2 separate regions of the Homo sapiens genome follow, and region 2 is linked to region 1. Evidence: chromatin loops called from intact Hi-C (ENCODE). Cell type or tissue: endothelial cell of umbilical vein. All regions are shown on one strand. Each heading gives the region's core, and the rest is flanking DNA. Links, peaks and the distances in the headings are about the cores only. Region 1 has its middle 700 kb from the start of FSTL5-AS1. Region 2 has its middle 290 kb from the start of LINC02233.

Region 1 (15,763 bases), core at 2,710-10,709:
GAGCTGTTCTAATCACTCCCTATCTCAAGATGCTCCCAGCACATTCTACAGTTATTCTTAAGAACTTTAAGTGAGAAAGAGATAAGCACTAGATTGGTCCAAGGCCATCTGGAGAAATGTCCTGTAATAACCACGTTTTTATTAACTAAAAAAAATATATTAATATAGGTGTTCATAATATATACCATATTTATGCCAGGCCAGGAGCAAACATCTGTACACACTCTGAGTTTATGCCCTCAGTGAACTTACAATCATATGTAAAAAGCTTTTAGTAGTAACAAAATACTCTGTGGCTTTTCTGAGTTGTTAATGTATCTACAATAATCAGCAGTAGAAAACTACAGGAATTTATGTTTTGGAGGCTCTTAGTCTTTCTGCAAAATACTAATTTTAGTACCACTTCAAAAATAAAATGAGCATACATGCTCTTCCAGCCAAAATCATATTTAGATCTTCAAAGATGTACTGGTAGGTTGTATTAAGATCTGTTCATCTTCTTGGGACATTTTATCTTTTGGCTATATAGTACTCCATGTAATTCCAGAAGAAAAATCAAGAATTCTCTTTTCTCTAGTTGCCTTCCTGGCAACTTCTCTATACCACTTGCTCTTACCTTCTTTACTTGAAAAAACCTCTACTCAATGTTAAAGTGTCAAGTTAAAAACTCCTTGGCACAGCACAGTAGTCACGCCCTTAACACTTCAGCCTTATATTCTTCCTCTTCTCACCTTGCCTATTTTAAGTTCTAGTAGATGCAATTCATTTGAGGTCACCATTCAGTGTTCTGAAAATTTCATGCTGAAGCCATCTCTTTAATAGGCAAAAATATACTAACTCCTTCCAATATATAAGTGACATGGAGGCAAAATCTCTCTAGTTAAATTAATGAAAATGTGTTGGCCATATAGTGATCATATACCCATAAATGTCACCCAATAGAGCAAATTTATCACAGAAAGTGATGTTGTCTTCTCCAGTTTCCTCCTAATTGCTCTTATCACCCATAATGGCAAACTTCTATGAAAGGTGGAGAAAAATTTCTTTTGCTTATTGCACGGGGTTTTCTTTCTTTGCCATTTCATGTTTTGTAACACCAAATATGATCAATGGGCAACCTTCTAATTACTTCATGCCATACATCAAAACTTTAAAATTACCTAGATATGTTATACCTAAATTGCATAATACTCTAATTCAACTCCCCTCAAAAAATATTTTCTTACCTTAGCAAAAGTGTTCATACAATATTTTTACTTTACTTTTCTAAAACAATAATAAAAAAGAAAAAATCACAGCAAAGCCATTTACCTTATGATATAATACATTAAGCAAATGGTATTAAACACTTTGAGAATGGAGACAGAAAAAGATTCTGACGTTTTCTGTTAGGGTAAGTTTATTCCAATCCTGCCTGAATATTAGCTATCCTTATGATCACTTTTACATTTTTACAGATCATACCTCTTCACACTTAAGTTGTTAATATTCCTTTTAGACCCTGTTCTTTCATATACAATTTTCCTTCAGCACAGACTGAAATTCTCCTATATTTTGCTCCTTTCCCTTCAAAATATGTGTTCATCATCTTTTAGATTCAGATTCAATCACATCCTCATAAAACCTTATTTTCTCACAGGTTAATTTGGTCTTACAACTAATATTTCTGGGTTATCAAATATGTGACAGGCATTGTACTACATCTTGAGGATATAAATACAAATAATGCAGACTGTGTACTAAAGGAGCAAGGAAATAGTAATCATAATGCCATATGCTAAATTCAGTGGCAGGCTCAATATGAGACAGACACAGAAAAAAGTAAAAAAAAAAAACTTACTCTTTCTCTATCAAACAATATTTTAATAACTTGTCTAAATCTCTTTGCTGTCTTATGGCACAAGTAATATCTTACTCATATTTATGTGCCCAGCTTTACACAACTGTTAATGAATAAAGATGTGCTTAATAAAAAAGGAAATGAAAACTGTATCAGTGGAGGTCCTGGAAGAGCATCAGGATTACTTATGAAAGATACTGCAGAGAAGACCTTTGTAAAGAATAGATTTAAAATGAGGTGATCTCTGGATTTTTACAATTGTAACAATATATGGTCCCATTTCAGAATTAACCTTTTCCAGGTTCATTTTAATTGCCTACATTGAAAATTGTCTGACAACTTTTGTGCATCAAGGTGTAGTTTATCAGACCTCCAAAAATATTCTCAAAGCTTATAATTGCCTTAGGAGTAGTAAAAAATACAAAAGTCATTAGAAATGTTGCCTTTATAAGGTTTGTCACTATATGTTTGGAACTAGAAGAGTAAACAAAGGTAGATTGTAGTTAATGCCAGCTGTGGTTTGAATGTGTCCCCCAAGAGCATGTGTGGGAAACTTAATCTCAAATGCAACAGTGTTGGAAGGTGTGGCCTAATGAGAGGTGATTAGGCATGAGGGTATAGTGAATGGATTCAGGCTCTTATTAAGACAATAGCTTCCTTAAAACGGAAAAGTTTGCCTTCCTTTTTTGCCTCTCCCTCTCTTTCACACTGTTTTGCTCTTCTGCCCTCTACTATGAAACAATGAGTCAAGAAGGCCCTTGCCAAGTGGCAGCCCCTTTATCTGAGAATTCCAAACCTCTAAAATGTCAGCTAATATATTTCTATTCATTGTAATTTACTTAGTTTCAGGTATTCTGTTATGGCAGCACAAAAGGGACTAAAAACATTGCCTCTCACTGAAACCCTCTCTCAAAAATCTTTGCATGGTAGAAGTTAATCTATTGTCAAGTAGCTCAAAAGTTATCTCTTTCATAATATATTTTCAGAGATTTCAATCTTATTTGATCTGAGTTTTCTGTGTTATCAGTACAAATTATAGGAGATGCTATAGATTATAAACACGCTCAATATAAATGTATTTTACTAAGTGTGCTGTTCCCATATCTATCTTCTGCTACAATGGAAGCTTCTTGAGTACAGGTCTAATTTGGTTGGGTTTCCCTCTCTCCAATAATTTCTCATATAGGTATATATATTTGGGAGTAAAACAGTTATATAATGTATTCAGTACAGAATAATATGTATCCTCACTTAAAGTGATATTCATACCATCTCAGGAAAGACAACACTAAATATGAAAATAAAAACAACCATAATAATGAAAATGCTGAATGTTATTAACAAAGTCACAGATTCAAGAAACAAATATATGGAGGGTGTCCATCAGCAAAAAAGTAGACTTTAGAATGGGAAGAAATTGTCATGATGATATTATTTCACTCAACTCCACTAGCGCTCGCTGTCACTTGAAAAATGAGATTCAGCAAAGAAGAAAGTCCTCAACAAAATCACTCAACATGGTTAGCCCTTGGACCTATGTCTTTTCATTCTACACTGATTTTTTTTCTATTATACGAAATCAAGTTTGAGAGAAGACATAAAAGAACTATTACTCTATAGCTTATGTAGTAAATAATAGCTGGTGCCCAAATGAAAAATGAATGTTTACAACATTGGTAAGGAAAACATTAGTGGATGAATATTTAATAGTAGTTTATTAATTTATAATAGGGCTATTCGGGCATCATTTTAACTTCAGAATTTAGCAATATCTTATAAATACAAAATTTATAATTGTAACACAAAAATTGATGTATTATTATTCTAAATGTAATACAGTCATCTTTAAAATGTGTGGTATATTTCCGAATGTATAATTCAAAGACAGAAAGAATTGGAAAGAAATTTTGTAGTGAAAAGTAAGAAAACTATATTGATGATTGTAGTTCTCAAAGCAATAAGTTTCAATTATTATGCCTTGAAGTTAAATATGAACAAAGTACAAAGTGTGACATACAGCTTTCTAACTTCCATATTTTATTTTAAAATATAGTAAACATTCATAATATTCATACTTTATACTAGTTTTTAAAGCTACAATAGTTATTTGCTGAATCTCATATAATCCTGCAATCTTATATAATCAGACACAGTGTTTATATACTATCATTTCTAAAAATTGGACTTACTAAAAATGTGCAAATTATAGGTAACTCTACTGATGAGATATAAATAGTTATCTATCTTCCATATAGAGATCTCTTGTCATTCATGAGAAATAGAGGTTATAGAAATTTCCATGAAAGATAGAACTGAGAAATGTCATTATTTAAGTACATATTATAGATGGAGGATCCCCAAACACAGAAATACAGTACTTGAAAAGCATATTTTGATAATATTATATATATAATGATGACTACTAAAGAAATAAATAAGTTGAGAAATATTGTAGGACCACATAAAATAAATAAACGTTAATAGTAAAACCTTTCTCCAGTATTTTGAAAGAGAGCATTCAGACAATGACAGAGTCAGTACAGTTCTGCCTAAACTATCTGAAAATATTAATATAGCCACATTACATAGGATATATTGTATTTAAACTCTTAAATAAGTTTTCACAGTGATATTAAATAGATCTGTGTATGATAAGACAAAATTAATTGATGTACTAAGCATAATTTCAGTGCTGTGTGTGGATAGTTTATTTCATGACATATAATTCAAATATGTATAAGACTATTTTTACTTTCCTTTAATTACTAGATTTCAAATCAAAATACTTGTTAGCATTTGCTGCAATGGAAAGTTCACTATTTTTCTCCATTCCCTTAATGTCTTTTAATATGAGGATTTTATAAACATATATACTGTACCACCACATTTACCAAGTGTCTTAACCTGTTCCTGATGCTATAACAGAATACCACAGAATTTATAATTTATAAATAGTAGAAATTTATTTATCCATCTCTGGAGGCTACGAAGTACAAGATCAAGGCACCAGTAGATTCTATGTCTGACGAGGGCTACTCTTTACTTCCAAGATTGTACATTCCTGCTGCTTCTTCACATGGCAGAAGAGATGGGAGGTCCAGCAGTTCTCCAAACCCTCTTTTTAATGGCATTAATTCCATTTTTGAGGTCAGAGCCAAGAGACCACACTTGCCAAGAGACCCCACCTCTTAAAACTATCACCTTGAAGTTTAAGTTCCAGCATATGAATTTTGCAGAAACACATTCAAACCATAATACCAAGTATATCTAGTCAGTAGCCTTGTTCATTTTAATTCTCATCTCACAGGATAGAAAGAAAAAAAATCCTGCACTTCCATTGATTTGCCCTGGAAGCTATTATATGTAAAAATAAACAAATCCACATCACAGTCATAGTAGATCATCCTGAACTAGAGTTTAAGAGATAACATGGATGCTGGTTGGAATGGTACAGTGTGGGTGGTAAAGCTAGCATATTTCAGGGCTGATAGTAGTAAATAACATTCGCTGGTGATATTTAATGTCTCCAGCAGTACAACTGCAAATAGTTAGGAATAATTTTATACTGCTACATTTTAAAAGCTGTGTTTTGGTAATCTTTGATATTTTCAATGATTTAAGGACAGAGGAATGAGTAATACAGTATTAAATTTAGACGCAAACTATTTCAGTTACATGCATTTATAATGTTGATTTTGAGCATGTCAAAAATATTGCTTTACAACATAACATATTGTGGTAAGTTTTTACGTTGTTCTCTATGCCCTTGGTGTACCCATTTCTGGTGCATATTTATTTTCAGTCAAGATCAATTTCTGAGTTTCAGAGAAGCTATAAAATAATTCTGCTTAGCACTTCCACAGTACTAATATGTAATTCTTCTTAATACATCCAAAACTTAATTCCAACTTCTATTTTCTCTAATTCAATAAGTAACATCATGCCAGAAGCCAGAAGATCTTAATTAGTTACATCCCATTGTGAGCATATTTATCCATCAATCATGAAATGAATAACCTTATCCTATTGATATTTCCTCCAACTCTTGAATATGGCTGCTTTTCTTTTTATCAAATATTCTTATCTTACTTCAGACACAAATTCTCCTGCATACAAACTTTTCACATTTTTTTTGTATCCTGAATTCAGACTCAATTCATTGTGTTTGTTTATTCAGGCTGCAGTAACAGAATACCATTGTCTGAGTCAATTATAAACAAAAGAAACTTATTTCTCAAAGTTCTGGGAGGCTGGGAAGTCCAAGATCAAGGTGCTAGCAGATTGATTATCTGCTGAAGGCCAGCTTCCTGGTCCCTAAAGGCCATCTTTTTTTCGCTGTGTCCTCACAGAGTGGGAGCAGCAGGGAAACTCTCTGGAGTTTCTTTTATAAGGGCACTAGACTGATCTAATCACATTCCAAAAGCCCTGCCTCCAAATACATCCCATTGAGTGTTAGGATTTCAACATAAGAATTTGGGAGAGACCTAAGCATTCAGTCTATAACACACATTTTGATCCACTGCAAAATAGGTTTACTATGTCCTGGTTTCTGGCTTGTCTGAGTTCAGTGAGACAGACACACTCACATGCAACAAGTTATATGAAGCCTGTTTATTTCTTACAGATAGGGCTGTAAGGGACAAAATCATCTTAGGATCCATTGTGAGCTGGTCCCCCAAGGCTCCAGAAACATTCCCAGTGTAAATAGAGTTTGTCACACGTATTGCATATGACACTCCAGCCATAGATGCTCAATCTCCACCAGTGTCCAGCAGTGAGCAAGGAGTTAATTTTCAAAAGGGGTATATCTTCTGGCTGCCTCAGGCAATTTATGTGTTTAAATTCAAGAGGCTTGTGCACCCCACTGGAAGTTTTGTGTTGCCACAGACTCTAACCTGCAGGCATGGAGATTGCAGACATCTGTAATTTTATTGGGTTAGCAGCCTCTAAAATTTTAAAGGTAGTACTGGAACCACGACTTGTTGAATGCTTTCAAGACATGCTGCTGCAAAGAGCCTCATCCAAAGTTGGTGGTGTTGCTGGTAATCCTGACAAAAGGGACAAAAGGAACACTCAAGTGAAGTATATGCTGGGGCCAGTACCCAAAGGGGCTTTCCAGCTGTAGGACCTCCCTTTTATTAGTGAATGCTGCCAGAGTTAGCCATAGTTAAACATTTTATTTGATTGTATCTGGAAGATTTTTGGCTTCCCATCCACATAGCCTTGGCATTCAGTCTGAAACAATCCATTGTCAGTCTCCACGACCTGAAGACCTTTTTGACTAGCCAAAGTGTGCTGTTATGCTATGACAGAGTAATTTGTATCGAGTCCCGAGTTAACAAAGTAATGTCTTTTTCTCCACTTAATATGCAGTACTACTTTTGTTGAATAACCCTTTGAGTAATTTAGATAGAAGACAGGAGTGGATTTTTTCCCTGCTGTTACGACTCAAATTCTTACTTGTTAGGGGGCATTCAGGCGGCAGTGATGTTCTGTGCCACCAGTAGCCAAAATGTCAATGCTGATAATGCACTCAGCAGTGGGAACACATGGTCATTGTCACCTGAAATGGCCTAAAGGGCTCCACCTGCTGGCAGATAAGGACCACAAGGCAGTAAATATCATGGGTCGCATGTTCGTCCCAAAACCTCCAGATGTCATCATTTAATTTTTTCTCAAAGGGGACCTAGTATAGTGTCATATGGATTCCCATGTATAAGAACCACAGAAAAGTCTCAATTTCTCTCCTTTTCCCTTTTCCCTTGACAAGAATATATGGTCCCCACCAGGGATGGGGTTCATGGAAGACAATTTTTCTACAGACTGGAGCGGGGGAGATTGTTTTGGGATAATTAAACACATTACATTTATTATGCACTTTATTTTTATTATTACCTCATTGATTGGCTGTGTCCACACCCAAATCTCATCTTGGATTGTAGCTACCATAATTCTCTCCTGTTGTGGGAGGGATGCAGTGGGAGATAATTGAATCATGGGAGAAGTTCCCCCCATACCATTCTTGTAATAGTGAATAAGTATCATAAGATCTGATGGTTTTATAAGGGGAAACCTCTTTCTTTTGGTTCTCATTCTCTCCTCTCGTCTGCCACCGTGTGAGATGTGCCTTTCGCCTTCTGCGATGATTGTGAGACCTCCCTAACCACGTGGAAATGTAAGTCCATTAAACCTCTTTCTTTTGTAAATTGCCCAGTCTTGGTTATATCTTTATTAGCAGCTTGAAGACAGAGGAATACACTTGCAATATATAATGAGATAATTATGTAACTCACCATAATGTAGGTTCAGTGGAAGCCCTGAGCTTGTTTTCCCATAACTAGATGGTCCCATCTGGGGGTGATGGGAGACAGTGACAGATACTCAGGCATTAGATCCTTATGAGGAATCTGCAATCTCCCTCACACATACAAATCACAACAGGGTTCACACTCCTATGAGAATCTAATTCTGCTGCTGATCTGATAGGAGACAGACTTTAAGGCGGTAATGCAAGCAGTGGGGAGCAGGCATAAAGTTGAACTTTTGCTCACTCACCTGCCGCTCTCTCACTTCCTGCTGTGTGGCCCAGTTTCTAACAGGCCATGGAACAGTTCCTGGCCCAGGGACTGGGGACCCCTGGTATAGCCTATTGCTCCTAGGCTGCAAATCGGTACAGCATGTTACTGTACTCAATACTGTAGGCAATTGTAACACAGAGGGAAGTATTTGTGCATCCAAACATATCTAAACAGAAAAGGTACAGTAAAAATATGGTATAAAAGATTGAAAATGGTAAACTTGTATAGGGCACTTTCTGTGAATAGAGCTTGTAGGACTAGAAGTTGCTGTGGATATGTCAGTGAGTAAGTGGAGAGTAAGTGTGAAGGCCTAGGACATCACTGTGCACTACTGCAGACTTTAAAACACTGGACACTTAGTTTGTATTAAATTAATGAACAATAGTTTTTCCTTTCTTCAATAATAAATTAACCTTCACTGACTGTAACATTTCCTTTACTTCATACACTTTTTAAGTTTTTTAAATTTTTGACTGTTCTTGTAACACTTAGCTTAAAACATAATCACATAAAAGCAATGGCAACAAAAGCAAAAATTGAGAAATGGGATCTAATTAAACTAAAGAGCTTCTGCACAGCAAAAGAAACTACCATCAGAGTGAACAGGCAACCTACAGAATGGGAGAAAATTTTTGCAATCTACTCATCTGACAAAGGGCTAATATCCAGAATCTACAATGAATTCAAACAAATTTACCAGAAAAAAACAAACAACCCCATCAAAAAGCGGGCAAAGGATATGAACAGACACTTCTCAAAAGAAGACATTTATACAGCCAAAAGACACATGAAAAAATGCTCATCATCACTGGCCATCAGAGAAATGCAAATCAAAACCACAATAAGATACCATCTCACACCAGTTAGAATGGCAATCATTAAAAAGTCAGGAAACAACAGGTGCTGGAGAGGATGTGGAGAAATAGGAACACTTTTACACTGTTGGTGGGACTGTAAACTAGTTCAACCATTGTGGAAGTCAGTGTGGCGATTCCTCAGGGACCTAGAACTAGAAATACCATTTGACCCAGCCATCCCATTACTGGGTGTATACCCAAAGGATTATAAATCATGCTGCTATAAAGACACATGCACACGTATGTTTATTGCGGCATTATTCACAATAGCAAAGACTTGGAACAAACCCAAATGTCCAACAATGATAGGCTGGATTAAGAAAATGTGGCACATATACACCATGGAATACTATGCAGCCATGAAAATGATGAGTTCATGTCCTTTGTAGGGACATGGATGAAGCTGGAAACCATCATTCTCAGCAAACTATCGCAAGGACAAAAAAACAAACACCGCGTGTTCTCACTCATAGGTGGGAATTGAACAATGAGAACACATGGACACAGGAAGGGGAACATCACACACCAGGGCCTGTTGTGAGGTGGGGGATGGGGGAGGGATAAAATTAGGAGATATACCTAATGTTAAATGACGAGTTAATGGGTGCAGCACACCAACGTGGCACATGTATACATATGTAACAAACCTGCACATTGTGCACGTGTACCCTAAAACTTAAAGTATAATAAAAAAAAAACATAATCACATTGTATATTGTACAGCTATACAAAAAGATTTTCTCCCTTTATATCCTTATTCTGTAAGTTTTTTTCTATTTTTAATCTTGTTTTTTTAGTTTTTTGTTAAAACTAAGACACATTAGCTTAGGCCTCCACAGGGTCAGGATCATCAATATCACTGTCTTCGCCTCCACATCTCACTCCACTGGAAGGTCTACTTGCCCCACTGGCAGTAACACCCATGGAGCTGTCTTCTCCTTCTTTTGGAATGCCTCCTGAATGACCTGCCTGAGGGTCTATTACTATAATATTTTCTTTAAAAAATAATTAGGAGTATACTAAAAAAAAAATTAAAAAGCATTGCATCACAAGTAAGTAAACCAGCAACATTGTCATTTATTATCAATACCAACAGTACATAATTTTATGTGCCATACTCTTTTTTTGAGATGGAGTTTTGCTCTTGTCGCCCAGGCTGGAGTTGCAATGGTGCGATCTCGACTCACTGCAACCTCCGCCTCCCAGGTTCAAGCAATTCTCCTGCCTCAGCCTCTTGAGTAGCTGGGATTACAGATGCCCGCCACCTGGCCTGACTAATTTGTTTTTCTTTTTGTATTTTTAATACAGACCAGATTTCACCATGTTGGCCAGGCTGGTCTCGAACTCCTAACCTCAGGTGATCTGCCCGCCTCAGCCTCCTAAAGTGCTGGGATTACAGGCGTGAACCACCATGCCTGACTATGTGCTATACTTTTATACAACCGGCAGCACAGTAGGTTTGTTTACACCAGCATCATTACAAATGTGTGATAATGTATTGCACTATGATGATATTATGATGGCTATGATGTCATCACTAGGGGCCAGAAATTTTTCATCTCTATTACAATCTTATGGGACCACCATCATTTATATGGTCTGTTAATCACCAAAACATCATTATGTGGTGCATTACTGCATTTACCTAAGTTCTTCTGGACCATAAGTTTCTTCAAGACAAGATTATTGTCTTATTCACTGGTTTATCTCCAGTAGTAGCTCAGCATCACACATAAATGGTTACTCAGAGCTATTTGTTTAATTGAGTGAATTAAATTGAGATGATCTGTGAAATAACAAACTGATTAAACCTATAAATAAGAGGCAGATGTACAAATTATATGATATACGCATAAATTATATCATATTGTTATGTGACCTATGTCTACTCGATAAAATAAAGCTAGAAGATTGCAAGTAAACTCAAATATTTCTAAAGGTTTATTTTAAACAAGAATTACATTTTGTTATGGATTAATTTATTTTTTGAATCCTATAAAGACTAATATGCATGTTTCTCTGAGTGATGATTCAAAGAGCAAGGAAATACCATCTTTTAGGTCCATCATCTTCATCATGTGGTTTTTAAAGTTGCTATGCTTATCTAATTCAGCTGGCAGGGAAGAAAAATCATGAAGAGTATACATAGGAAGTTTTTAAAAGCCAGTCCTAGGAGCTGTTCACATCAATTCTGCTTATAGTCTATTATCTGTAATATAATTACATCCAAATGCCAAGGGGACCAGCATATACACAGTAGCTGGATCTCCAAGAAGAGGAGGTAGTTTTAGTAAACACATATCTTGTCTCAGCAACGGTCAACCAATCTAGTATTTTCAGATAAGATAAACCAAAGTCCTGTCCAATTGCTGCACTCAACTCAGCGTTCAAGATCTCTAGGTCATTCACTTGATGTCAATGGATCCCTTATTGTCTGATAACCCGTAAACCAAAAGACATTTTGTCTATCTCCTTATATGTCTCATTTTATATCTGTGCACTTCCACAGAGGAGAAGGGGATGAATAACCTTGACAAAAAGCCCCACTTGGCAAAGTGGAGAATGAGAAACACACCGAAATCACTTTTCCAGAATAATAATAAAATGTTGGAGTCCAGACATTATAGGAACTTCTACTTTGCTGGAGAAACACCTTAATCAGACCATCCTAATTTTCCCTCTTCATGCATTGTTCTTTGACTTCTTGTTTTGTCTTCTCAGATACTCCTTCTTGTTTGTTACCCTCTATAGGCATATCTGAAGTGAGTGTACTTTGGAAGGAAAACGATCAGTTTGGTGGAGTATAGTCTTTATCATGCTCTTCTTACTTGTGCAACTCTAAACACAAAGGATTGAAGTAAAAACGTCCAAGTGTTTCTTATACTTGATTCGTTGCTTCTTTGACAAAATAATTCCCTCAAAAAAATGTAGTAGGTTTCTGATCTGTTTGTTGCAGGCATTTCAAAATGTCAGTAAAATCCTACAAAGTTTTCTTCATGGATAATTCTCAGGTCGGCTTTATTTATTTGATTCTTAAAGCTTATGCTTTTCTTCCGACTTAATTGTGGCTAATTTGTGGTAGACTGAAGAAAAATATTCAGGTGGAACAGTATTAGCTTCAAAGATGTTTATCTGAGGATTAAGGCACTTCTTCAACTAAGGAGTCTTATTATTATTATTTGTATGTATTTTATTTTGGGGAGGGGACAGAGTTTCGCTCTTTTTGCCCAGGCTGGAGTGCAATGGTGCCATCTTGGCTCACTGCAACCTTTGCCTCCTGGGTTCAAGTGATTCTCCTGCCTCAGCCTCCCAAGTAGCTGGGATTACAGGTGCATGCCACCATGCCCAGTTAATTTTTTGTATTTTTAGTAGAGACAGGGTTTCACCATGTTGGCCAGGATGGTCTCGAACTCCTCGCCTCAGGTGATCAGACCGCTGTGGCCTCCCAAAGTGCTGGGATTACAGGCATGAGTCACTGCATCTACCCTATGTTTTTAACATTAAGTCTTTTTCTGTCTCCCATCTTCTTACTTGGATCCAGAAGTGGCTGGTGGCTTTCCCAACCCCATAGCTTTCTTTATTTCCATACTCTCTCTATTTGTATCTATGTTTGAAAACCAATCAATTATTGCATGATCTCATCACTTTTCATATTTTGGCTAAAAGCTGCCAGTCATAGCTAATATACAGTATATTTGTTTTAAATCTCTCTTTCTGAAATCAGGCTCAGTAAACATATAGTCTGTTTTCAAAATTTTCAAAATCTTTATGGGTGACAGTTTTACTGAATATTTTGGTCATTGTTTAACAGAGATCTTAAGTTTTACAATGCATAAGATCTATTTTCTTGCCACCTATCCTCCAACCACTGGGCCAATGCCACATACCTTAGGTGCTATAAAGGCAGCAAGCCATTTCCAGTTACCAATTCTATTATAAGTTATGTAGTGCTAGTTGCTATACTCAGTAAATATACAAAGGACTCAAACATGAGAGAAGTTCATTTATCACACAGGCAAATTCCAAATCTAGTGTTCCTAAGCGGCTTGTGGCTCACGGTGGATTTACAGATCTGGGTTTCTTCCATTTTAAGCTTTACATATTTCAGCATGTGGGCTTTCATGAATATTGGCTTATGTCCAAAGAAAAGCAAAATAAAACACGAAGAATTTTGTAGAGGAAGTTTCACAAGTCAAGCCTAGAGGTAGTGTCCAACACTTGACATTCTGTTGCTCAATCACAGTGCAAAACTATGTGCAAAATCAGTGTAAAAATCTAGCTGTGGATAGAGGAAGAAGAATAAACAGTTTGTATCCATTTTCACAGCAGTCTCTTATTTAATAACATAGTTTTTAATATCCAGAGACAGAGGGATTCTATCTTTCTAATAACACTTTTTTTGTGTGTGATACTGGGGGTAAAAGCCTGAAAGTTTGGAAAGACATTTTTATGTTATAGAATTGATGCCACTTTATATAGCTGCTCTCTGACAAGGAAACTAATAACTGGGAATATTTGGATAAGTGCTGATAGACATATAAATTACATCTTTCAGCAAGAAAGTGTTCCAGGAGAATCAACATACTTTTCTAATATGGCTTTACCTTAAACATGTCAATTCATCTGGGTATTTTATTCTAAAAAGAAATTTAAAGCATTAATTGAGGGAAAAGGGGGCATATTTTTGGATAAAGTGTACTTAATTTTGTTTAAGAACTACTTCTGTCTTATACATGGAGGTGGTTTGCTAAGTTGGAGATGGAATGAGTAGTTCTAGACTTTGACTGAAATAAGTGAGTGATGGAAAAAAGTGTGTTGAATATTGTAACATAAATCATGCAAAACTTTAAACTTCTATTGATTATATATTTCTCAAAACTGCAAGGTGGGCATGGCATTGGAATGATTAATTTAGAAATATATTTTCCAGACAAACACATTTAATTAAATCTTTTTGGGTATGAAATGCATCCTTCTTCCAACTCTACATCTAGGTAATGTCATGACTATGCACATTTAACATTTACATAAATATGTTTATGCTTCAGAGCTTTTCATTTGCTTGTATTATTACTCATTATAATTTTCAAATCATATCATCTAGCAAACCATTTTAAATTAAAAAATAATCAATGGCAAGTGATTGTGTTTTCTGGTTCTCAAAATAATATACAAAGGAGAGTAGTTTTAACTATAATTAACTTCAGGTTGCCCAAGAGAGTAAGAGATAATTAGTTTGTATTGTTTATATTCCTTTTCATATATGCTATATTTTAAATTCTGTTTTATCTAGGCACTTTTCATTAGAATAAATATGGTTAGTATGCAACCACAGTTTTTAAAGTTTAAATTTCCTTTAGATACATTTAGAATTAAAATGCATTTTGAATTTAATTAGGAGCTAGAATAAATGCCTTGCCACTATAACAGTTTCTATTATTATTTTCAAGTTGGAAAATGAGCAATTATTAGAAACTTGCTTGTTTATAGGCCAAATAAAGTTACATAGTCAACTGCTTCCTGCTTTTATGTTTTTAAAGTTAGTTTTTATTGGCACTTGGAAAGAACATGACAATGAAAATTAAAGTCATAAATGTAAGCCCTGTAGAATTCAGAACACTTGAAAATAACACGATAGATCAGAACTAGCTGAGAACAGGGGAAGCAAACTCTTCCTTAGAGTGTCTTAAATTGAAGGGAAACAAATACATAAACAAGATAACGATAATGTGTTCCAGGTTACATAAAGGATTCTAATGTTTTGATATTTTAGAACTATTTGAGGAACTATAATATTTTTTAAAACGGTCCCTCATTTTGCAACCTGAAGACAAACCATCTTAGTGCTTAATTTTGTCTGGTAGCCATCCTCCCTAAAATTTATCCTATTTCTTTTACAAAAAAGAAATCAGTAGAACAATCTCATGGTTAGAAATTTGCAATAATGGTACCAATTTTGCCAGCCTAGACACTAAAAGGTACTTTATTATGCCCTTTAGTGGTTTTACCATCCTTTTTAAATCATTTTGTTTTTGCTATTTGCAGGCATACGGGCTTTTAGAAGCTCAGTATAACTGGAATTTTGTGACATTCTTCAGGGTCTACAGCAATGTATCTTCGTCTCTTCTATTGGAAGGTTACACAGCTGAATTTGTTAATTTTCTTTAGCAAAGTCCCTCTGTCAGCAGATTTATCCTTGGATTGTTTAGAATGTCACATCAATAAATAATTTTTAGTCAGTTGTCCTTTCAGCATTTAAGAGTTAAATGACAAAACTGATGTCATATTAAATCGAATGGTTAGCATGCCGAATTGTAAAATATCTAAATGAGGGTGGAAAAGGAGGCTTTTGTAATATACAATCTTGATCACTGTCAAATGATGCCCAGAGTTCAACCATCAAGTCGTGATTTTCATATTAATTGATCTCCCAGCATTTCTTAACAACTTCTTCCCCATAATACATTTCCAAAAAGAAGAATAAGAGA
Region 2 (15,763 bases), core at 3,356-11,355, 1.8 Mb after region 1:
CAGCATTGTCTTCAAATTTCAGCAAATAAATACTTCATCAGTCTATTAAGATATATGATTAGATCTCTTGTTGATCTTATAGCACAAGGTTTGAAGCTGGCCAATAATAGTGAAAGATTAAAATGGTAATTTCTCAGAATCAACTAATCTTTGCTTTCATCTTGACACTAATTTAAATGGCATTTAACCATATTAAAAATTAATATCATCAGGGTAGTGTTACATTAAAACAATGTATAAATAGATATTTTCCAGTTATAAAATTTAAAAATAGTGAAAAAAAACAAGTTTTGTCTTTTAAAAAGTAACCTTTATTTTTTCTCACCATTCTCTGGGTTAGCTGGACAGTTTTAGTATGAATCAGCACAGATAATTTCTGTGGTCAACTGATGCTGAGGCTGAGGCTGAGGCTGGATGCTCCAAGGTAGGCTCAGTCTTCTCACTTTTTTTTTTTTTTTTAAAGAGACAAGGTATCACACCATTGTCCAGGCTGGACTCAAACTTCTAAACACAAGTGACCCTCCTGCCTCAGCCTCCAAAGTAGCTGGGACTAAAGGTATGGACCACTGTGCCTGGATCATGATGGCCTCACTCTTATGCCTTGTGTGAGCAGGCTGTTTGGTCTAAGTCTCAGCTGGAGAATTTGCCTCTGTTCCATGCAATCTCTCATCCTCCAGTAGGCTTGCCCAGGCTTCTTCACATAATAATCTCAGTGTTCCAAAAAGAAAAAGAGAAGACAAGCCCATTGCTCATTCATGTTACATACTCAGCCCTCGTATTTGAATTTGTGACTTCTGATCTACTCCAATATGAGAGTCTCTAATTAGATAGTATTTGATAATATCCCATTGGCCTGGACTTTGGACTTATTCCCTTTTCCCTGCATAGCTGCCCCCACCACTCAGGTTTATCAATAACAAGAATGACCTTCCCTTGCCATCCTAGGAAGTACGCAATTCTGTGAGCACTGCATTCCATCACTGCCCAAGCACAGTATATCTTCATTTTTTTCTCTTCTAAAACTATTCATGTTAATATGAGGCATTTGGTAAGTGTCTTAGCCTGTTTTTGCTGCTATAACAGAATATGGTAAGTCCTCATTTAACATCATCTATAGGTTCTTGGAAACTGCAACTTTAAGTGAGACTATGTACAACAGGTCCTCAAATAACATCATCTTGTTCAAAATTGTTTTATTATAACAATGATGAGTTATAAATTGGTTTTGTTGTACATCATTTAGCTGAAAGTCACAATTTCTAAGAGCCTGTCAATGACCCTAAGTGAGGACTTCTTGTAGCACAGACTGGGTAATTTATAATGAAGAAAAACTTATTGGCTTATGAGTCTGGAGGCTGGGAAGTCCAAAAATTGAGGGGCTGGCATTTGGCAAGGGCCTGCCTGCTGTATCATCCCATGATGGAAAGGCAAAGAGAAGGGAAGAGAGAGCAAGAAATCAAACTAGTAGCCTCAAGACCTTTTATAATCAGCAGAAATCCATTCACACAGCTCTCATGACCTAAACAACACCCATTAGGACCCACCCTGGTCCCCCAAATTTATATCCTTCTCACACAAAAAAGACATTCACTCATCCCAGTAGCCTCAAAAGTCTTAATTTGTTCCAGCATCAACTTAAAAGCCCAAAGTTCACGGTCTCATCTAAATGAGATATGGGTGAGACTCAAGGTACTGTTCATCTTCAGGCAAACTCCTCTCCAGATATGAGCCCATGAAATCAAACAAGTTCTCTTCTTCCAAAATACAATGGTAGGTTAGGCAAAGGATACAATGTTTCCATTACAAAAGGGAGAAATCAACAAGAAGAAAGGTGTAACTCATCCCAAGTAAGTCTAGAACCCAACAGGACGAAAAACATTAAATCTTAAGGCTCCAGAATAATCTTCCCTGACTCCATGCCCTGCCTTCCAGGGGTGGGAAGTGGGTCTCCAAGGCCTCAGGCAACCCCACCCCTATGGCTTTGCTGGTCTCAGCCCATACAGCAGCTCTCACAAGTTGGAGTTATGTGTCTGCAGCTCCCCAAGGCTGGTGTTGCACACTGGAAGCTCTACAGTTCTAGAGTCTTTGGGTGGCCCCACCCCCATAGCTCCACCAGGCACTCATCTGCTTGGGATTTTCTGCAGTGGCCTCACTCCTACAACTCCACTAGGTATTATCCTAGTGGGGACCTACTGCTATGGCTCCAACCCTGTGACAAGTCTATGTGTAGACCCCAGGTTGCACAAAACCCTTTGAAATCTAAGTGGAGGAAGGCATGCCCCACAACTCTTGCATTCTTCATACCTGCAGAATTAGCACCAAGTGGATGCCACAAAGGCTTATCACTTGTACTCTCCAGAGCAGCACCCCAAGCTGCACCTGGAACTGCTTGAGCCACAGCTTGGGCAGCTGAATACCACTGCACTGGAATGCAAGGAACAGAGTCCTGAGGCAGTCCTGAAAAGGGCCTGTGGAGGGACCCTGGGTCCCCAGCACCATTCTGCTTTCCAAGAGCTCTGGACCTGGGATGGGAAGGGCAGGCTTGAGGATACTGAAATGTTTTAGAGGTCATTCTCCAATTGTCTTGATGAATAACAGTGGGCCTCCTTCTAGCTATGCTAATTCCTTTATCAAAAGGTCACTTGTCACCTCCTACATGCTTTTTCATTTTTTACATGGCCAGGCTGCCAATTTTCCAAACTGTTATGTTCTGCTTTCCTTTTAATTATACATTCTGTTAGTAAATTATTTCTCTCCTCTCATTTTACTGTATGCAGTCAAAAGTAGCTACACCATCCCTTCAATATTCTGCTTAGAAACTCCTTCCATCAGATATCCTAGTTCATCACTTTTAAACTCTGCCTTTCATAAAGTCTTTGGGCATGGACACTGATAGTTTGGATGTTTGTCCCATCCAAATTTTATATCTAAATGTAATCACCAGTGTTGGAGGTGTGACCAGTTGGGAGCTCCAGTACCACATTTTCCCTTAGCAGTGTCCTAGTAGAGGTTCTGTGTGGGGGTTTTGCCCCATGACAGGCTTCTGTCTTGACACTCGGGCTTTGAAAATCTAGGTGGAAGCTGCCAGCCTTCTTCACTCTTGCATCCCACACACCCATACACTTAACACCATGTGGAAGCCACAAAGACTTACTGCAGTTTGCACTCTCAAAAGTGGTGGCTTAAGCAGGATCTGGAGCTCTTTGGGCTAAGGCTGGAGCCTGAGCAGCCAGGATGTGGAGATCATTGTCCCAAGGCTGAACAGGGCAGCAGCATCCTGGGCCTGACCCATGAAACCATTCTTTCCTCCTAGGCCTCTTGTCCTCTGATGGGAGGGGCTGCCTCAAAGATATCTGAAATGCCTTTTAGGACTTTTTCCCATTGTCTTGGATATTAGCACTTGGCTTCCTCTGAGTCATGCTAATCTCTCTAGCAAGTAGTTACTCCACAGCCTGCTTGTAGTCCTCTCCTGAAGATGCTTTTTATTTCTCTGACACATGGCTAGCCTGCAAATTTTCCAAAATTTTACACTCTGCTTGCCTTTTACACTTTAAGACATTTATTTGCTCCTACATCTGATTGTAGGCTCTAAGGAGCATCCAGGCCACACCTTAAATGTTTTGCTGCTTAGAAATTTTTTCCACCATGTACCCTAAGTCATCACTCTTAAATTCAAATTTCCAAAGATCCCTAGGGCATAGACACAATGCAATCAAGCTCTTGGCTAAGGCATAACAAGGGTGAACTTTGCTCCAGTTCCCAATAAGTTTCTCAGTTCCATGTGAGACCTCATCAGTTTGGCCTTCACTGTTCATATTTCTACCAGCATTTTGGTCACAACCACTTCACAAGTCTCTAAGAAGTTCCAAACTTTACCTTTTTTTCCTGTCTTCTTCTGAGGCTTCCAGACTCTTCCAAGCTCTGCCCATTATCTGATTCAAAGCCACTTCCACATTTTCAAGTATTTCTTTATAGCAGTGTAAAAAAAAAAAAAAACAAAAAAAAAAACAGGCTAACACAGACACATTTCAGCCAATTTACTTGCCACTTGTAATAGAAAAGGTCATTTCTCCACTTTCAAATAAGGCATTACACATTTCCATCAGAGATCTCATTAGAATGGCCTTTACTATCCATGTTTCTACCAACATTCTGATCATGACCACTTAAGTAACCTTGAAGAAGTTTCACACTTTTCCTACAGTTCTTCTCTTCTTCCAAGCCCTCAAACACCCTTAACACACCAGGTATGGAAACAAAGGCTTATTCTAGCCTACTTCTCCAACTCTTCCAGCTTTTCTCCATAACCCAATTTCAAAACTGCTTCCACATTTTCACATTTTCAGGCATTTGTCATAGCAACAGCTCCACTTTTTGGTACCAATTTTTTATCTTAATTGGTCTTGTGCTGCTATAACAGGATACCACAAACTGGGTAATTTACAATGAACAGAAGTTTATTGGATCATGGTTCTGGAGACTGAGAAGTCCAAGATAGAAGGGCTGGCATCTTGTGAGGGCCTTCTTGCTGCATCATCTCATAGCAAAAGGGCAAAGAAAGGACAATGACATAAAACAAGAGATCAAACCAGTGCCTCAAGTTCTTTTATAGTCTGCATTAATTTATTCGTGAGGGTGGGGCCCTCATGCCCTAAACACTTCCTATTAGACCCCACCTCCCAATACTTTTGCATTTAGGATTAAGTTCCTAGCACATGCTTTCGGGGGGACACATTAAAACTATAGCAGTAAGAGTGCCTATTCTTTGGATTTCAGGTGAGTACAGGTATCTATTTTGTTTGGATGCCCTTTCAATTTATCTGAAGTGTTAGCCTTTTCATAGCCAGTCTCATTTGAGACCCAAAGAGCTATGGCACCAAATCCCTTTTGAGATATGCAGGCACCACCTAATGCCAACTTCCATCCCTCTTAATCTTTCTTTTTTACATTCTTATGGCTCCTCTCCCTTTATGGGCAGAAAAATGTTTCTTAACTCATGTTCTCTATTTTCTTCTACTCTGGGGCTTAAACTCTATAATCACTCCTCTAAGTATTTGCTCAGTATCTTTCAAGTCAAGTCCTGAAGCAGGTCTAATTTGCCTTGGGTCAGCAGAAGGTCTAAAAGTCAAGCTGAGATCTTCAATTTTATGACTATTTAAGAGGTCAGAAAGGCTGTCTCTTTGTTAGAGGCTATCCAGTAATGGGAAAGATTAAAGTGGTAATTTTCAAAATAAGCTAATCATTGCTTCTATCTTGGCATATATTCAAATGGAGTTTAACCACATTAAAAATTTATGTCATCTGGGTGCAACTATGTGCAAATAGATTTTTGTCCATTTACGAAATTTGAGAATGATAATGCAAGGTGCTTTTTAATGTCTATAAAATAACTTGAATAACTTTGATTTGACATCTTATGCAACCTTAGCTCAGATTGTTTGCATATAATATTCTAAGAGTCCCATAGAAAGAAAATAGAAACATTAACTAAGCCACCCACTTTGCATGATATCCTGTTTAATTCTGTTTTCCAACTTGTTCAAAACACTCTCCTGGGAGAGCTGAGTAGTTTTTTAAATTATACTTGTTAACTGTTCATAAGAAGGCAATGGTTGTAGCATATTATTTCTACAATCGATACATCTAAAGTTATTTAAACAAGAGTTTTCATAAAAGTACAGTGATAACTGGCTAGGAATTTAGTGCTAAAATCCTAAACTAGGGATGAACACAAAAATGACTATCATTTCAACCCAGCAAAATGTGTTCACCATGATTTGTAAAGCACCATTGGCACATGATGTTATAAGGAAAGTCAATTAATGTTTTGAGAGGTTGAATCCTGCCATTATCTACCACTGAAACTAATGTTTACAAAAATGTCTTTGCCTTTTGTTAGCTGTCACTAAATTAATTTTCATTATATAGTTGTGCATTTTTTATCTAAGAACCCAGCAAAAAAAAATATCATTTCTGGGAAATGAGAAGAAAATACACAAGTAGAAACAAAATAAGAAATTTGTGTGTTTCTTAGAAAACAGGCATCAATCAAAGCATAATATCTTGAAAAAAAGAGATGACAGACCCCTCGGCACACTAGCCTCACCCTGCTCTGGGAACCACATGTTCAGAAGAACATGAACCAATGTAATTCATTCAGATGTAGGAAAGATTGAAAATGATATCATACTTAAACAATATAATAAAGATCTCTGGGGGATCTTAGTGCATTTAATAAAGAGAAAACCTGAGAGATTCAGAGTAACTCCCTTCAAATGTATGAAGGACTACCCTGAAGGGAAATCAGTCTTCTTGCATTGACCCAGTAGGAGGAGAATATGCTCCAGTCAGTAAAAAGACTAGTTATTAGATGCTTTCTTCCATCTGACTATAAGGCAGAGCCCTCTTACAGCCAGAGCTGTTCAAATGAAGAAGACTTATGAGTCCCCATCTCAGCAATGTATAACTATAACAACATATGACCAGCTAACAGAGATGCCATAGAAAGTATTCGAGCATCAGGCAGGTAGTCGAAATGGTTGAATTTTAATGTTTCTTTGTCCTCTTTGACCTGAGATTTACAGTCAAACAGCAGGGGAATTAGGAATTTGCATCAGCCTGTGAACCTCCATTTCGCCATCCTTGAAATGGTGTCAACGTCGGCCAAGCACTGTGGCTCACACCTGAATCCTAGCACTTTGGGAGGCCAAGGCAGGTGGATCACCTGAGGTCAGGAATTCGAGACCTTCCTGGCCAACACGGTGAAACCCTGTCTCTACTAAAAATACAAAAAATTAGCCAGGCGTGGTGGCGGGCGCCTGTAATCCCAGCTACTTAGGAGGCTGAGGCAGGAGAATTGCTTGAACCCGGGAGGTGGAGGTTGCAGTGAGCCAAGTTCTCACCACTGCACTCCAGCCTGGGCAACGAGAGCAAAACTCCGTCTCAAAAAAAAAAGGTGTCGACATCATAAGGCCCTTTTGAAAGTTATCAGACATACACGTGTTCACTGATAGCTTAGGGCAGAGCATGACACCATCCTCTCTCAAGAATGTTAGCTGCTACTTTTATTACTGATCCTTCCCTCTGAAGGTCCTTTCAGGGAATGTATTCAGGAATCCAAAGACAAAGAATCGATAGGGCACACGTTTCTTTATAGCAGACATTGAAGAGAAAAGGAAGCACAGAGTAGCTGTAAGAAGAATGGAAGAATCATTGTGGGGAAAACCTGGTAATCTGAACTTTTCTGATGTTTTAAAAATGCATTTTACAAAAATGTTTGAAATATAAGGGGCCAGGAACAGGTTTTAATGTTCTGTACTTGAAGACGGCAAAGGAAGCCTGACTGGAGGCTGGCCTCTCTGTTCTGGGTCTCTGAAGTTAGATCAAGAGCATCTGAACTCAACAGGGAGTTTCTCCCCCTTAGGTATCTTCCACTTTCCTCTATTTATGTCATCGGGTACAACCTCCACTCCCAACTGAGTCCATTATTCTTCACTCCCATACATGTAGCAGAGCTCCAGAGTTGGCCCTGAGGTTTTCTCCCTTTACCCAGTGAAGAACATCATTTCTGGGAAGTGAATTGCTGTGTTTTGGTTTTGAGTTAGGATTATGAGTGAGTTCTGTGTGTGTCTCCGCAGGGCAGCCTGAGACCTCGCACCGGAGTGTTTCCCCTGCGTTTCAGTGCTGAGAACCGACAAGCCTCATATCTGTTTTCTGGTTATTGGGTGACCCCTGCTGGTCAGTAGGAGCTGTTACTGCCTTCTCTAACTTGGATTTCTGCGTTTAATTCCAGTTATCAAACTGTGACTGCCACTTTCCACGATTCATCTCACCTTGATTTAGTTGTGATAACTTCCACTAATACCTGTTGTGCATTAAATGTCATCTTTATTGCATTAAATGCAGAGTTTTTTGAAAACACCTACCCATAAAATGGTTAAATCCATAGCAAAGGAAAACATCTTTTTGTTACAGTCTGTGCTGGTGAGTCTTAATGATTCAGAGGTCTCATGCTGACAGAGAAGATGACAATTTTTATATTTTCTTGAAAAATACTAGTCGGCAATAAACACAGGGACTGCCATATTTTGAAGCCCAGCTGGCAGCACAAAACAACATTTGCTTAACTTCTCAGCCCAGCGCTCTCATTGATGGAACATACATAGATACCCAAGCATAGCACACCATGATCTATGGCTTACACAGCCAGAAAGGATTTTAAATAAGGTTAAAAACATCCTCCCATTTCAAAACTCAACACCCTATCCTCCCTAGACCACTCTATCTGTAAAACCACTAGCATTTGTCTATTGAATACCTTTTTATTTGGTGCACCTATGATGTAAAAGACTTGGATTTCGTGTAGGGAAGAGAATGACAAAGTAATAGGTAGAAATGGGAGAAAACAGTAATATTTCTGCAGCAACGATATTTAATCCACATCTTTTGAGCCTCTTACCTGTTCATTTGTGTTAAATAATTTATTTCAGTGGATCTCAAGTTTCTTTTACTTTCTCATCTTTCTCACAGCTAAAGTAAAATGATAGCATATATAGAATTCCCTTAGTATTGTAATGACTAGCAATATCTCACTCCCCACCCTGCCCCACTCAATAATCCCCTGTGAGCAAAAGTGAACCTTTAAAGCAATTGTATTGGACACCCCTATGAATAATAACAACAGCTCACTTTAGCTGGAGCTGAGATGGGCAAGCTCAAGTTCAGCCAATCAAATGTGTGGTCCTTACATCTCTTTAGAGAAATTTATAGGGAAGCTACAAATGTACAGTAGACTCAGAGGTCATCAATAAAAGAAAATGCAGGGAAAGGGAAGGAAGATTGGACACTTATTGGCTATATGGATGTGTATATGTACATGTGTATGGGTTTATAAATGTCCTATGTAAAAAACAAATATTGATAAATAAATGTCTGTAACCTAAAGTGAAAGGTAGAGTCAAACCATTGACTAAATAAGTTCACAGGATTTAAATGAGAATATCTGTTACCTCGTAATTTCACACTGTCAAATTTTAGGCGCATACAACAGGAAGGTGATAACCTTCCTCTCTTTAGACTTTGCAAGTGAAGCTATTATTTATTCTTTTTATTCATACTTTCTCTTGAAAAGTCAATTCTCCATAGACCCTGAAATATTTTTGGTGTGTGTGTGTGTGTGTGTGTGTGTGTGTGTGTGTGTGTGTGTGTGTTTTAAACTCTGAATTCCCATCTCTGTTTGCCTTCATTTTCCTGGCAGTGAAATGCCTCAAACTGAATACAATATTCAAGGCTTTTTAAGAAGGTCCTCATGACTTTGTAATAGTAAAGACCTTGCCTAGGCTTTGAAAGTCAGCCTGTTCAGAGAACAGTAAGTTCACAGCCTTATCCATTTAAAGTCTTATCACAACTCTGCTTTTTATTTATTGGTATGCCTCTTTCTCTCTCAAAGGTCTTTCTAGTTGATGCGGTTCTTATAACATCTTGACCCTTTCAGTAAACTTTAATTTAATTAAGTTTTCTGCTTCTCTGTGTATCCTCTCTTAAAGTTTTCACTTTTTGTTGATGCTTTTTTTTTAATCTGCTCCCTTTTCCCATTTTCCAATACTTCAGTGACCCTTAGACCTTTAGAAAATATTTGCAAATCTATACTGACTTCTTATTTATTCATGGCTCTTTTCAGCAATGTTCTTTTCTTTGTAAAGAGCTCAAAGCAACTAACAAAGCTAAGGTCATACTTAAAACACACATCTTATAACAACTGAAGAATAAAAGGAAAAGAAAATGAAAAAATATTTTAAGAGTCCTAAAGATACTCAGAATTTATTTAAGTTATGTTACAAGGTACATCATTCTTTTTTCAGTGAAATAGTCTTGTCCTTTGAGCTGTATCTCTTTTTCCATTCAACTTGAGATTTTAAATTTTTTTCAATTTTATGAGAACTAAATTCTCCAGATATTGTGAAATTTATCTTACTCTTTTTGAAAAATCCCTGCTCAGTTGCCTTATTTCACAATTTCTTCCCTGAGGGTATCAGTGAAAGTTTGCTTAACAACCTGTATCTCAACTACACACTCAGCTTAGCCTGGAGAGTTGCTAAGCCGCCCTGCTATTTTTAAATCTTTGGCTTTTTCTTTCTTCTGATTAAAGTATAGATATTTCCTAATCTTAACGTTAGCCAGGCTTTACACAGTCTGGGTCATAAAGTTTTCATTTGTGATGGAAAAATATCTCATAGTTGATGAGAGCTTATCTGTTCCTTTTTATCTAGCAGATACCTATGTAGATATAAACTCCTGAATCCAAGATTACCCACATACCATCCCATACTTTCAAATACTGGGAGAATGGAAATATATTTGAATCATCAACACCTATTCCTAAAGATGATTCATTATGGTTGCTGATTGTCATTTCCATAATATTCTTTGTAATTTTACCACCAATTCCAAACACCATGACCTAGAATCATAGACCATACAACTAGAATGGAGTTTAGTCCACCCCCTTTACTTTACAGATGAAAGACTGAGCATGTAGCTACAGAAGTTGGCTGATGACATAGCCAGAATAGCATCAAGTATTTGCGTATATGCATATGTCTGTGTGTAACACATGCTTATACAGCACTTACCAGACACCAGAGCCAGTCTGAGCCATTTACAAACCTTGACTTTTGTCAAGATGAGGAAACTGAGACACAAAGAGATTAAATAACTTGCCCAGGATCACATACCTTGTAGGTGGCAGAGCAGGGATTGAAGCCAGGCAGCCTGGCTCCCAAGTCGGTGCTTTTAACCACTATGCGCTCTCTTTCACGGATGTCAAAGGATGAGTCACATGTCATCAAAAAAATAATCCTGTTCTAACAGCTGGATAAACTGCCTCAATACTGGCTAAGCATACTCTCCATCATCAATCAACATATCTTGGATTCCAAAGTCATTCTCACACTGGACACATAAGCATTCTCTCCAGATATTCACTCATAGAGTCAAGGGATGCTTTATCTGGATGTGAATTTCTAAATAAGGAAAAATACAAAATCTCACTCCGTTGCCCTCAGGGAAACAAAAACTGAACCAGAAGGTTACAGCAGATTTTTGAAAATCATGACACTCTGTCTGCTCCACTCACAATATGTTTCCATAAGCTCCCTTCTGTCCCCCTAGTGGGATGTGAGCATTTCTGAGGCTGGGATGCTAAGTAAACACCTTTGCGTTTAACAGATTGTTTCTGTTTCCCCTGTTTGCCTGTGGCTGCCTTTTACTTTTCAAGAGCTTCTGGGATTGAGACATCATGCCAGGCAGCTGAGGCAAGGCAGGCAATAAATGTAAATTGTAGTCCTCTATCTTTTGGGGCCTGCCCTTGCCTAGATCTTCTCAAACCTGTCACATAATGGCTTCCCACAAACAGCTCTCTACAGCCACTGGGACCCTGAGAAGAATGACCCTATTATCAGCTAGTAAGAACACAAGAAAACTCAATGAGTTCACAGTGCCAGTGCCAGTGTGAGAGGCCCTTAGCACCTGCAATATAAACACCATCATCTACTTAGATTTTCATTATACCAGCAACTACAGCATCAGAGATATTTATTTCCAGTAACATGACAACAAAAGCACACCGGAGAAATATGTTTCTATGACTTGCCTCTTGCCTTAGTGAATTTTTGCTTGTAAAGGTGTAAAGAAAAAGACATTAATATTGTCTTCCCCTAAGACACAGTCCAACCGATTTGACAGGAACAACTATTTATGCTGTGGGAGCATTTACCAGCCCTGAAAAGTCTGATGTGGTTTGAGGTGATTTTGACGTGGTTTGAGTTTTGAGAGACATAGGGCAAACACCCTGGAGGGTATTAAAGGAAGCAGATGTCAGGTATGGAATCGTCTGTTTCTGCTCACCCACCCAAGAAGTCAGAAAAGACTGATGTTTTATTTCCAAGAATCTATTTCCCATTTATTTTCAAGAGAACAGGGCCCATTTAAAAGTTGAAAAATCACCCAGCGCATATGGCGTAAGATTTAAAGTACTGAGAAAAATCTGAAACAAGTTAAAGGTGAATTTATAAAATAATGTAAAGGTGCTATAGACAGAAGGTTTGCATGCCTCCCCCAAAATTCACAGGTTGAAATTCTAACCCCCCAATGTGGTAGAACAGGCCAAGCCACCCAAATCTGAAAATCTGAAATCTGAAATGCTCCAAAATCTGCAATTTTTGAGTGCTAACATGATGCCCAAAGGAAATGCTCATTGGAGCATTTCAAGATTTCTGATTTTCAAATTTGGGGTACTCAATGGGTAAATATGTATAATGCAAATATTCCAAAATCAGAAACATTTCTGGTCCCAAGCATTTGGGTAAGGGATACTGTAATAGGAGGTGGGGCCTTTGGTAGCAATTAGACTGTGCCCTCATGACTGAAAAGACCTCTGAGAGCTCCCTCACCCCACCCCCTTGTGGGGTTACAGTGAGAAGGCACCATCTATGAACCAGGAAGGGGGCCTCACTAGACACCAAATCGGCCAGCATCTTGCTCTTAGACTCAGCATCCAAAAGAGTGAAAAATGAATTTACGTTGTTCATATGCCCCCTAGTCTGCAGTATTTCATTAGCGAAGCCCAAATTGAGTAATACAAGGAGTCTCACAGAGAAGCAAAAAGAGTAAAACATTTTTTATCAAGTATATCAAATGCCTTCCTTGTTATATTACAGGTTTGGATCTTCCTTAAAGCCTGTGGGTTGTCTGTAGATATGATTCAGGGTTTTATTTTCTTTTCCTTTTAAATTATTATTCATATTTTTTCCTTTTTATGTTTTTTTTTTTTTTTAATGAGGTCTCACCATATTGCCCAGGCTTGTCTCAAACTCCTAGGCTCAAGCAATCCTCTTGCCTCAGCCTCCTGAGTAGCTACGAGTACAGGCATGAGCCTACACCCCGGCTTATCATTCATGTTTAAATTGGTCATTTCAGCCACAGCACTGTTCACGTGTACAATGATCCCTTGCTTACTCAAGAAAGCCGCCCCAGGCTCTTCTTCGCACAGGGATGAACACCAAATGGGGGATTGACACAAGCAAGGACCAGCTGGCCCAGCCCACAAAACTCTGTCCAATCAGAGGGTCGTGATTAGCAAAGCCAGTCAGACTGGCTCCCTTCAGATTTTGGACTGGGGAATCTGAGTGGTCTGGCCAGTGATGGCCACTGGAGTGACCTGGTTCCTTGACTTTACTCTCTTTGTTCAGTACGTGTATATCCTTAAAATAAGATTTTTTAAATGTAGTTTACATTTCCACTCCCTATAACCAAAAGCAAAGGAACACAACATTAAATAAAATCAATGGCATATCCATTAATTGGGACAGTCCTGGATTTTATATTCTGACTGTCCCGATAACATCTCTACCCTGTCCTTCATTTACATATTTCATCTTCTATCACTTTCCACTCCTTATCTACATCTTTTTCTCCACTTTCCTCCTCTGTCTCTCACATATCCTTTCTCTCTCCTCTCTTTTATACCTATTCTAATTCTACTTTCTAGGGGCGATGTCATGGTAAGGGCTATTCCATCCTCTTTTTCTTCTTCCAATTTTATCTCATTTTCCTAACTAGGCCCCACAAAGTCAATACTTCATCCTCACCTCATGTACACTTCAGGCAAGCATGCCCATTAAGGATTAAAATTAATAAATGTATACCTTAGACAAATACTGGATAGTTCTAAAACCTGGCTCTTTCAAGAAAGCCATATTGGCTCAATGCTACAACAAAATACTAAATGTGGTTTTCCATAGTCAACACAATTCTGCAAATATTTATATCAAGATGATACCCATACGTTCACCAGGAAGCACCAAACTGGATGAGACAGGGCCCCAACCACTAGTTTGCCTACAATCTGGGAGGAAGAAGGAACATAGAGTAATGATTACCATGCCAGACAGAATATGATACATTGCTAAGATGAGGAGGCACATAAGGACACAAGGTTCAGCCAGGACTTTCACTGCATCAGAGTGACAACTCCAACGTGTGGACACACTTCACATACTGTGCCCCAGGTATCACAGCTGAAGTGAACTCTTCCTCATACACACATGGTAAGGCAAGCATCAGAGTTGACACATTTGAGAATATGCCAAAAAGGGCACCAAGAAGAATCTCAGCAGCATTCTAAATATAACCATGACAGGGCCCCATTACAAATTTCAGAATAGGAGATGATGATCTTTAGCTTCAAACATTTTTTCTTTCTTTTCTCCCCTGTACTTCAATGGTTGCATTTTTTTTAAATCTGTTCTCTTCTCCTATTCTCTTTTTACATGTCTTTTGGAATAAAGTCCCTGAGTTCTCAGTTCCCTTCATGTTCAACTTGCTGTCTGGGTCCCCGAATCAACTGCAAGGCCCTTCCCAGGCACCCATCCCCCCTTGCCTGTTCCGAGCCTGTCTTCCCCAGGAGTCCCATTCCACCATATTTTAGCCACATGTTGGGCAAAGTCATTATCTGTTCAAATTATCTGCAGTGAGGTGCAAATGACTGATGAATTTTACCCTCCCAAATGTATTTGCTTTTTTAATGACAACTCAAGTCAGAAAATTTCAAATTGATAGGAATATTTTAGATAAAAACCTTCAAAATCATACCTGATTTCTGCCTCACTTCAGTTCTCCCAAGTTTACCAGCACTGCCCCCAACTCCACTGGCACTCATACACTCACACAAATCTCTGTGCCAGAGCGCTACCAGGAGAATCTCTACCCTGATTTGATGAAACTGGTCTCCAACCCTAAAAACAGGTCGCCAAAAAACCTAATTAAACATAACTAATGTTAGGTAAGCTCCCATGTCACTTCTAAGTAAAAATTCAAATTCAGCATAACTAGAATTTTGTGACCTCCTGTTATTACATAAGAAGTTACCTTGGGCTGGGTGTGGTGGCTCACACCTGTAATCCCAACCTCTGGGAGGCTAAGGCAGGAGGATAGCTTGCACCCAGGAGTTCAAGACCAGCCTGGGCAACATAAGGAGACCCACATCACTACAAAAAGACACTATAAGGAAATTTTAAAAATTAGTCGGATGTGGTGGCGTATGTCTGTAGTCCCAGCTACTCAGGAGGTGAGGTGGGAGGATCACTTGAGCTCAGGAGGGGCAGGCTGCAGTGAGCCAAGATCAGGTCACTGCACTCCAGCCTGGGTGACAGAGCAGGATCCTGTCTCAAAAACACACACACACACACACACACACACACACACACACGCACGCACACACAAAATTACCTCAAAACTTGGTTGTTGAAAACAGTAATATGCCTTTATAATCTCACAGTTTTTGTGGGTCAGGAATTTGAGAGTATCTGAGCTGGGTGGTTCTAGCCCAAGGTCTCTCCTGAGGCTTTAGTCAGGTCACCAGCCAGGACCGCAGTCATCCAAAGTCCTCTGAAGATGTGAATTGACGCAGGCCCATTCACATGGCTAGTCGGTTGGAGCCAGCTGTCACAGGAGGCTTCACCTCCTCACTCACCGACCTCCCTGTAGGGTTTCTTCAGTGTCCTGATGTCATAGCGGCCAGCTTCCCTCAGGGGAGGGAATCCAAGCAAGAGCAGGCAGAGGCAGCAATGTCTCTTAGGACCTGGACTCACAAATGGCTTGTGATTTCTGCCACATTTTCTTATTTAGAAGTGAGTCACAAAGTCCATTCACATTCAGGGAGGCAGGTGTTATCTTTTGAGGCTGGGTGAGGTGGCTCACGCCTGTA

Evidence for each region. Hi-C counts contacts between places; a loop is a spot of excess contacts. Peaks named below come from ENCODE experiments on the same cell type or tissue, not always from the same donor. Only the 100,000 strongest peaks of a DNase experiment are listed, where the experiment ranks them.
Region 2: a loop joins it to region 1, with 5 times the contacts of the local background. A loop is called at or near these places in 2 of 110 quality-filtered maps.

The regions. Positions count from the first base shown.
Region 1 is chr4:161,312,241-161,328,003 of GRCh38, reverse strand. No RefSeq gene overlaps it. Among named protein-coding and RNA genes, the nearest start is that of FSTL5-AS1, 700 kb to the left of the region's middle. RefSeq lists an enhancer at 14,159-14,328. In endothelial cell of umbilical vein, for the core only: a CTCF peak has its summit at 7,456 (motif pointing left); no DNase peak of the experiment used is centred there.
Region 2 is chr4:159,479,360-159,495,122 of GRCh38, reverse strand. No RefSeq gene overlaps it. Among named protein-coding and RNA genes, the nearest start is that of LINC02233, 290 kb to the left of the region's middle. RefSeq lists a silencer at 7,591-7,670. In endothelial cell of umbilical vein, for the core only: a CTCF peak has its summit at 7,742 (motif pointing left); a DNase peak (open chromatin) is centred at 7,712; H3K27me3 peaks cover 1,465 bases.